2 separate regions of the Homo sapiens genome follow, and region 1 is linked to region 2. Evidence: chromatin contacts called from ENCODE Hi-C data. All regions are on one chromosome and are shown on one strand. Each heading gives the region's core, a stretch centred on a gene start or an enhancer-like site at or near the end of the contact. The rest is flanking DNA. Distances are from core to core; before and after follow the strand shown.

Evidence for each region. Hi-C counts contacts between places; a loop is a spot of excess contacts on that map. Pooled maps may share reads with other maps.
Region 1: a map of CD4-positive, alpha-beta T cell shows a loop between it and region 2 (5-fold over the local background). The contact joins the promoter of PREPL here to the promoter of COX7A2L in region 2. A Hi-C loop is called at or near these places in 3 of 168 maps with a recorded cell type or tissue (CD4-positive, alpha-beta T cell, CD4-positive, alpha-beta memory T cell and naive thymus-derived CD4-positive, alpha-beta T cell) and 12 of 50 pooled maps.

The regions. Positions count from the first base shown.
Region 1 is chr2:44,359,260-44,363,784 of GRCh38, reverse strand. PREPL (prolyl endopeptidase like) reads left to right here and starts at 2,291. Exons shown (of 14, transcript NM_001171613.2): 1 at 2,291-2,405. CAMKMT (calmodulin-lysine N-methyltransferase) reads right to left here and starts at 1,838. Exons shown (of 11, transcript NM_024766.5): 1 at 1,640-1,838. The coding sequence starts at 1,777. RefSeq lists enhancers at 1,131-2,024, 1,743-2,212, 1,449-2,648, 2,025-2,919.
Region 2 is chr2:42,358,731-42,363,246 of GRCh38, reverse strand. COX7A2L (cytochrome c oxidase subunit 7A2 like) reads left to right here and starts at 2,030. Exons shown (of 3, transcript NM_004718.4): 1 at 2,030-2,157. The coding sequence starts at 2,086. RefSeq lists enhancers at 1,290-1,379, 1,940-1,999, 1,369-2,112, 2,020-2,339, 2,113-2,857 and 1 more and a silencer at 1,570-1,739.

The DNA.
Region 1 (4,525 bases), core at 1,042-3,541, 2.0 Mb before region 2:
CAGGGAGGCGGAGGCTGCAGTGAGCCGAGATTGCGCCATTGCACTCACGTCTGGGCAACACAGTAAGGCTCTGTATCGAAAAAAAAAAAAAAAAAAGAAGGGGGTTGCCGGGCACGGTGGCTCATGCCTGTAATCCCAGTACTTTGGGAAGCCGAGGTGGGTGGATCACCTGAGGTGGGGAGTTCGAGACCAGCTTGACAAACATGGAGAAACCCCGTCTCTACTTAAAAAAAAAAAAAATTAGCCAGGCGTGGTGGTGCATGCCTGTAATCCCAGCTACTGGGGAGACTGAGGAAGGAGAATCATTTGAACCCTAGAGGCGGAGGTTGTGGTGAGCGGAGATGGCAGCCATTGCAGTCCAGCCTGGGCAACAAGAGGGAAACTCCATTTCAAAAAAAAAGGAGGGGGGAAGGGGGGTTGAGTCCACTCTCCCCAGCTCACGCCAGATCTCATTTCAGTGGTCACTATTAAAAAAAATTAGATATTTACTTTATTATAGATACTTCCTATGATGATCTGTGAGGACATGCATTTTCTTATCCTGTAATACCATTTGTAACAATAGCAAAACCAGATCATTACTGGTCTGGAAAGACTGTCAATGTATCAGCAAATAAATCTTAATTAACTCTGATGATCTACTTAACTCATAACTCTAAAAGCACTAAAAGACCACTGTATGAAAAGGTGACTCAAGGCAACTGCAAACAAAGTGATCCCCAAAATACTAAAAGCACAATCTCAAGTAAAGTGGCAATAGCTGGGAAACTCTTTTCCAAACACAACTGTCAGAAATGGAAAAATGTCCTCCTGAGTAAAGTTTTCGGCAGAAAACTTCAGGCAGAGGCATAACACTGCTATGCAAAAACAATAACCAGACTTCACTTCAAGAAGTGAGCGAAGAATGTGAGTGATCATAAATCAGAACTTCCGTCAAGCTTGCACGAGTGGAGTTGTAAGTAACAGCAGAAACTTTGAAGTACCAGAAGATACCATCATTCAAAAACGAACACACTTTGACTAGCCCACCTTGGACACGGAGAATCTCGCTGATCACTACAAACTACAAGATAATCATTTAACTTTGAGACCTCAGTGAGAGAGGGTATCAGCTTTTCCTACTCCTTGCACGCTCCGCTGTACGGAAGATGCCGAGGGAACGCATGCCGTGTCTCAGTCCCGGCATAGTCAACCACGCTGGGCAAAAGACGGGGCCAGAGGGTGCAGACGAATATCGGTAACTCGAACCAGGCTGGGAGTTAAGCTAGAAGAAACTGGGGAAGGAGGCAAAACAGAAGCAGGAAAAGAGCAGTGGGGAGCGGCGGGCGCACCAGAGACTGGCGAGAAGGGGAAAAGTCCCCCAGACGCACAAAAATGTCTAGAAGGGGTTCTTCTACTTCGATCTGAGTTTCCCAGGAGCTCAGCCTTGGCTGTCCCGCTCCCCACCCAACCCCACATGATTCCTCCTCTTGGATGGGACGCTTAGGTGAAGCGAGGGGGAGCTTCGCAGGTGGCTCCCGGCAAACTGAGAAGGGTCTCCCAGAGCTGCCAAGAGGAAAGAACTGCGAACAGTCGCTCCCCCGGTACGTGAGAGAGGAGTGACCAGAGGCAAAGGTGAGGCGAGCAGGTTCTCCCTTACCTGCCGCAGGAGCTTCCACCGGGCGGCTCCCAGGGGCGCCGAGACTACGGGCCCCCGAGTGGTGCAGCCAACTGCCGGACTCCCGCCCGCTGCTCGCGCGGTCTCGCCGGTCCCAGCGTCCGCGACTCGCGACTCCATCTCACTGGAGCCTTCCACACCCGGAGGTGCCACCGCCGCAGCTCGTCCCCTGCCAGGACCTGCCAACTTCTTCCCTGTCAGGACCTGTGACGCCCGGCACCCTCCCTCCACCGGACCAGGCATGCGCGCTCTCCCCGAATTCCGCATTTCCGGTACTCGCATCTCCTTGGCAACCAGGGCCGAGCTGTCACGCCATTGCACCATTCTTGCTGGTAGCCATCTTGAGTGAGGGCGGACCAGAGGATGAGAGAGCTGTGGCAGGGCTACTGGAACGCTGTCCCTCATTGTTTTAGCCTTCTGTGCTTCATCTCGAGCTCAGAAGACTAGCGAAGAACGAAAAGTCTTATATATTTCGAGACTAAAGAACCCAGGAACCCAAGAAGACTCCTTGACCACAACAAAGATGGCGAAATCTGCCTGTTGCTCGTGCTAGATTGAGGTTACGTAGATTGGCGTGCTGCAAACCAGCTCTAGGCGGCTCTGGGTAAGTTGTCGTTCTGTGGGCTGCGGAACGCAGACTTCGGCTGGACTTGCCTGCGGTGACACCTGCTCCCCTCTGAGAGCTTCAGGTTCTCCGGCCTGCCTTCACTGGTTTGTGTCCAGAGCCGGACTGATTCTCTCAATTTGCGTATGTATGGGGGGTGTGCTGGTCTCTTTCCTTCTCCCCTTTCTCCCCCCGCCCAGCCACCCACCCCTCAGTCCCCAGGTCCTCGCTTTTTGACTAATGTCCCGGCACTGCGTGCGTGTCACCTGGTCCCTCTCCCTGTTGCATTCAGATCGCCTCATCCCTGGGGTGGAGAGTTGCACGGGGTAAACGAATAGGTTCTCCTGAGAACACCCATTTATCTACCCCACCCCCATCCTAGCCTTGCATACTGTCTTCTTGGGGATGAAAGATGGATGGATAAAGGCTGTGGGAACGTGGTGATGTAGGACCTTTGCAGGTCCTTGTTATTCGGGTCTTTTTTCCCCTTTTTTTACTAGTGTCGGCTAGTAAACTAGTGTTGCTCCCCTACCCCCAATCGCCCATTATTTTGCTGCGACATGGAAAGGGATTAAGGGGGGCGGGGGCGTCGTAGCGCATCTGATCTATGGTAAATTTGACGCAGCATTCTACCTTTGATACCAGGGGGCATTTTGTGGAAGACTTCCATAATGACATTCAGCGGTGTGCAACATACCTAGATTATTCCTGTCGTAAATAATAGCAACTGCCATTTATTGAGTGGTCACTATGTGCCAGGCACTGTATGGTCTTAATGTTAAGCTGTCTCATTTTGTCTTTACAACAACAACCCTAGAAGGTAAATGGTGTCATTTCATTTTTGCAGATGAAGAAACTGAGGCCCGGAGACACAGTTAAGTGTAGGAGCTAAGACCTCAACCCAGGTCTCTCTGACTCTTAACTACTTATTAGCAATCAAGGTTAATAAAAGCTACCTCCTGACAAACCAGAGATGGCCTTACATTTTATTTGTGCATCTTGCAGGGGTTTTTTGTTGTTTTTAATTAAAGCGCTAAATACCTTTTTAACATTAAAAATCCGAAGTTGAGTATGTCCAGTATTTGGAACCGAACCAAATTGGATTTTTTGCTATACAGCTTACTGTACAAGTGACCTGGAACAGTTGCTTAGAACCTCCCACAGCCACAGTTTGGCAACCTGTAAAATGTGCATGGTAATATCTACTTTATTAAGTCCATATAAAATTTAAATTAGACAAACAAGATAAAAGCACCTGGCAGTTAGTTAACACTCAACAATAATTAATCTTCCCTCCCCCACCTTTATTAAATAATTAGGCTTTTCCAGTTTATCTTCCACATATATACCAAAGATACGTTCATAATTATGTAAGACCAAAGGGCTTTTTACCTTTTACAGCCCTGAGTTCCTGAGATACCCCATTAAGTCTGTGTACTTATTTGCAAATTTATATTTTGTTTCTTGTTTTGTTTTTTGTTTTAGTTTAACCCCTATGTGTGCCAGAGTCAGTGCTGCATAGTTTGAGCCTGATAGGATTAACTTTACAAATGAGACATTTAAGTCACATCTGCCAAGAATTATGATTTGAATGAAACTTTAACTTACACAGGTTTTTAGATTTAGTTAGCCTAAGTTATCAGCTGTCTGAAGTTATTCATAACCTAAGTGGGGCATGGCCCTGAAAAGGAGGGATGAGAACTGCTGATCTTAGTTACTCTGAGAACCCACTACTCTGTAATCATACCTATAAAATCATTCGTGTGCTGGCAGCCCCAAAAGGAGCATAAACCAGGGACTTTGATATCATGCAGCAGAAGACCAAATTATTTCTCCAAGCTTTGAAGTATAGTATTCCTCACCTTGGAAAATGCATGCAGAAACAGCATTTGAATCACTATAACTTCGCTGATCATTGTTACAATAGAATAAAATTGAAAAAATATCACCTAACCAAGTGTCTTCAGAATAAACCCAAGATATCAGAGTTAGCAAGAAACATCCCAAGTCGGAGCTTCTCATGTAAGGTATGGACTGTTTAAGTTAACCTATTTGTAGGTCATTAAGATTAATTTTAATTTAAAAATAAAGAATGGGTAGAATATCAGAGCTACTAATTTTCTCAGTAATTCTAACTTGATTTTTCTAATTTTCAAGTCTCAATTGTCTCTAGTCAAAAGTAAGTATAAAAGAGTATATACATCGAGGCAGGCAGATCACCTGAGGTCAGGAGTTCGAGACCAGCCTGGCCAACATGGTAAAAC
Region 2 (4,516 bases), core at 781-3,280:
TTTTGAGGTAGTCGAACTTTTTGTCGTAGAAAAATCTTCCTGAATCTATTCAGTATCAAAACATGGGGTGGGCCTGGCACGGTGGCTCATGCCTGTAATCCCAGCATTTTGGGAGTCTTGAGTTTGGCAGATCACTTGAGCCCAGGAGTTTGAGACTAGCCTGGGAAACATGGTGAAACCCCATCTCTACTAAAAATACAAAAAATTAGCCAGGCGTGGTGGCGCGCATCTGTGGTTCCAGCTACCCGGGAGACTGAGGTAGGAGAATCACCTCAGCCTGGGAAGTCAAGGCTGCAATGAGCCGAGATCACACCACTGTACTCCAGCCTGGGACAGAGTGAGACCCTGTTTCAAAAAGAATTTAAAAAAAAAAAAAAAAAAAAGGAAATCACTAGTCCCAAACCACTTATCCTTGGAGAAATATGGACATAAACCCAAATTGCATGTTCTTTCCATTATATCACAGTGTCTCTTTGTAAAAGTGGCAACTTTGGGCTGGCTTACATGAATTCGCTGAAACCTTTACAACATATTGGCGGTGCTGAATACTTGGGGCTCTTGAACGTAAGCCTGCAACCAGGATGCTGGTGTACACCCTCACCCTGGAATGCTCAGCCTTGATCCTCCTCTTTTCAGAATGGCTTCATATCTATTTATTTGTAACATAGTGCTTAACAGTAGGAAGTCTTGAGCCAAATGCCTAGCTCTGCCACTTATCCCTGACCTGAGCAAGTTACTTAGCTTCTCCAGGCGTCATTTTCCTGTATTCTAAAATGGAGATGATAATAGCATTTACCTTATAGGATTGTTGTGAAGATTAAATGAGTTTAGGGCAATGCTATATATAGGTTAGTATCATCCATCAATTTGCAACATGATTTCATAAGTGCATCTAGAATATGCTTGTGTAAACCTATGGTTAGATGATGAAGCTAAGAAAAGCCTGAGTCCATCCCTGGAGAGTAAGAAACTAGTATACTCCTTTTACACAGTACCTTGCACACAGCACAGGCTTAACAGACATATTTAAATTGAACTGAAGCGAATACTACCAGAACTGAAAGTGGTAGTTCCAGATCTTTCAGGCTCAAGGTCCAGATTTTACAAGTGTTTCTGATCACCCTCCCCCTACCTCATTTATCGCAAAGAGCAGAGGCCAGGAAAAGGATGAATAATCAATGACCTTAAAACTCAGGTGAGAATAAAAACCAGTTCTGAGAAACCGTGTGACATTTACATCCTGGTACCTGAGCTTTAGATCACTCTGCATGTGTATTTCCTCTGCACAAAGCCCAGGAGGCTACTTTTATATTATTGGGGCAAATCTCCCAACAGCCCTGGGTACTAAACAGCCTTCAGCAGGTGCTTCCAAATTTTCTTATTTGCTTCAACTCCCAGGTTGCCAGGGGAAGCTTGGCCGACAAGTCTATACTCCTGGGCAGACTGAGCAACAGCAGGTGGTGGCTTCTGGATAAGAGGTGCTCTAGGTCGGAAGGAAATAAATGAGACTACGATCAGTTAAAGTTCGGTAAAGCAAGAGACGCCTTCAACCCGACGACCAGACGGTGGCTCCGCAGCACAGACTCTCTCGGATGGTGGAATTCCCAACCGGCTTCGATGTAGCCCCGCCCCTACCCAGACCACGCCCACCAATCACCGCCCTCTCCCCCCCAGGCCCCGCCTGGAGCCCGCCCCTCCTAAAGCATGCTCCACCTGACTCCGACACTGCCGGGCTTAGTCCGCCGGGCTTAGTCCGTGGAGCGCTTGCGCATTTCTTGAGTTGTCGTGGCACTGCCCAAATCTGAATGGGGGAAAGAGGGAACTTCATATTTCCTACAGACTCCGCCACAGCGACTTTGCGTGCTCTCTTAGAGCTGGTTTTGCCTTTCGTGGTCCTGAGAACCCTGGCTTTTGGTTCCCCAATGCGGCTTAAGTGTGCAGGTTTTAAGTTAGGCGATCTTCGGGCAGCCCTAGTCCCAGCACCGGGTCCTTGCGCTGAGTCTCGGGACCACAGCCGGGGAGGCGGGGTCCTTCTCTGGGGCGGTCGCGTTGGCAGCGGATGCGGGAAGCCGGACTCTGGGCGTCATGTACTACAAGTTTAGTGGCTTCACGCAGAAGTTGGCAGGAGCATGGGCTTCGGAGGCCTATAGCCCGCAGGTACGAGTGGCGCCTGGCCAGCTCGGACATGAGAAGTGGCGGCCCTAGCCTCGGCGACAGGCAGTCGCGGCGTTGGAGCCAGGGGAGGCTTCTGCCCGCGGTCGAGTTCGTCTCTGTTCTCCTTGCACCTCCCGGGGCCTCTCCACACCAGCGTACGGTGGTCACTGAGGCTTCTTTTTGTGTACCTGCTCACCTGGCGGGGGCTGGCCTGGCGTGGAAGTTTGGTCTGGCTCACTGCAGGGGTCAAGGTGACCCCCGGGGTCACTTGTCTAAAAGGGATGGTTTGTGGGGGTCCCCAGTGTGACCCGAGTCAGAGGTCCGGCCTTCTCCCTCAATTCGAAGACATCTGGCTTTCGGCCTCCTTGTCGTTTGTCATCTGCCAGAGCCCCATAGGCAGCCTCACTTGAGCTCGAGATTAGAGAGCGCGGGGCTATAAAGGCGTTTAGAGAAACCATGGTGCAGGGGGTTGGGGGGCTATGATCTGGGTTGGGAAATTTAACAGGTTACTTAACACGTCCAGGGAGGGAAGTTGCATGCAGCGAGGTTACACTTTCCCGATTGTAAAATATTTGACAGATGCTCGTTGTTTGGGTTGTCTGAAAAGTATTCCATTTCACGCAGATTCTACCAATTGGAGTTTGACTCTCCAGCATGTGTTGGGGGTAAACATGAGGGATTTTAGAGCCCCAGACGTGCCTTTTCAAATCATGGCGTTTTCCGCTTTAATTGTGTGACCTTGGCCAAGTTATTTAATTTATTGTGAGCTCAGTTTCATCCAGGGCGGCGTTAGTACACATTAAATGAAGTGTGTCAAGTGACTAGCAGTTTGGGCAGGTGGTTGGTTCTGGATAAGTGTTAACTGTTCACCAGAAGCTGTCTGAGATAGTATATTCCCTCCTAATCCTCTAGAGAAGTGTGGGAAGTGTCGGTGAGATACGCAGTTAGACTGCAGTAGTGAGGGGCCCAGATGAGGTGTAAAGGATACTCCATTACTGTTGCTTCATTTCCTTTTTCTGTGGGACACTGCAGCTTGCCCAAGAGGCAGATGTTTAAGAAAGATTTCAGGTCTGGTACCGTGGCTCACGCCTGTAAATCACAGCACTTTGGAAGGCCGAGGCCGAGGGTCGCTTGAGCCCAGGAGTTTGAGATCAGCCTGGGGCAACATAGTGAGACCCTGTCTCTAAAAACAAAAACAGATGATTCTAATCTCAGATAAGAAGGGCAAGTTTTTTTTTTTTTTTTCGGGGGTTAGTGGGGGAGTTGCGGTGGGAACGGGAAGGAAGAGTTTAGGGTTTATAAATGTTGAGTTTGTGATATGTCATGCTTGGTAGCAGCTAGATTTTTGAATATGGAGTTTAATAAACTTGGGTGTCTTCAGCCCATAGGTGGTAATTTGTAGGGAAGAAAGGTTGGATTATAGTTAGAGTATAGAAACATGAGGGAAGGGTGGAGAAGGAGAATGTGTTTAAAGAATAGTCCGGATGAGAAGGGAAACCAGTGTGGTCTCACTGAAACCGAATTGGTAATGACTTGTAAGGAAGGAATAGTCAGCAGTGTTGCACTTCTTTTACAGATTATGTGAGAAAATGGCCATTTCTATCATCTGCTTCTATGAAATGTATTCTCCAGTGTATGGATATTAAATGTTACAGTTTGATGAGTTTGGACAAACCCATGTACTGTATAACCACACCTCCCTCAATATGCAAGATGTTACATCATCCCAGGAAGTTCCCTTGTACCCTCTGTCAATCCCTGCCACCTTCTTATTCTGACTTTTATCATCATAAATAGATAGTTTTGCCTTTTTTTGAACTTCATGTAAATGGAACCAGCTCTGACCCAGGCTGGAGTGCAATGGCACAGTCACAGTTCACTGTAGACTCACTCCTGAGCTCAAGTAATCGTCCTGCTTTTGCCTCTGAAAATGTTGGAATTACAGATGTGAGCCGCCGTGTCTGGCTGCTCAAAAAATATTTTTGAGGTTAGTCCGTGTTGTACGTATCAGTAGTTAATTCCTTTTATCCTCTTATTCTTCTGTGGGATTTCATTTTATAAATATATCACAGTTTATTCTGTTGGTGGTAGTAGATGTTCTTTTATTTATTTTTTTAAAATATTTTTTGAGACAGGTTCTTGCTGTGTTGCACAGCCTGATCTCGAACTCCCCGGCTCAGGCAGTCCTGTCACCTCAGCCCCCTGAGTGGCTGGGGTTACAGATGTGTACCACCACACTTGGTTTATGTTCTTTTAATATATCTTCAGCATAATCTAGGTTTTGTTGCTTAGTAAGAAAAAAGTAAATTTTTCGACTAAAAACTGGCATATTGTAATAAAATGGGCGCTCAGCAGAGATTAC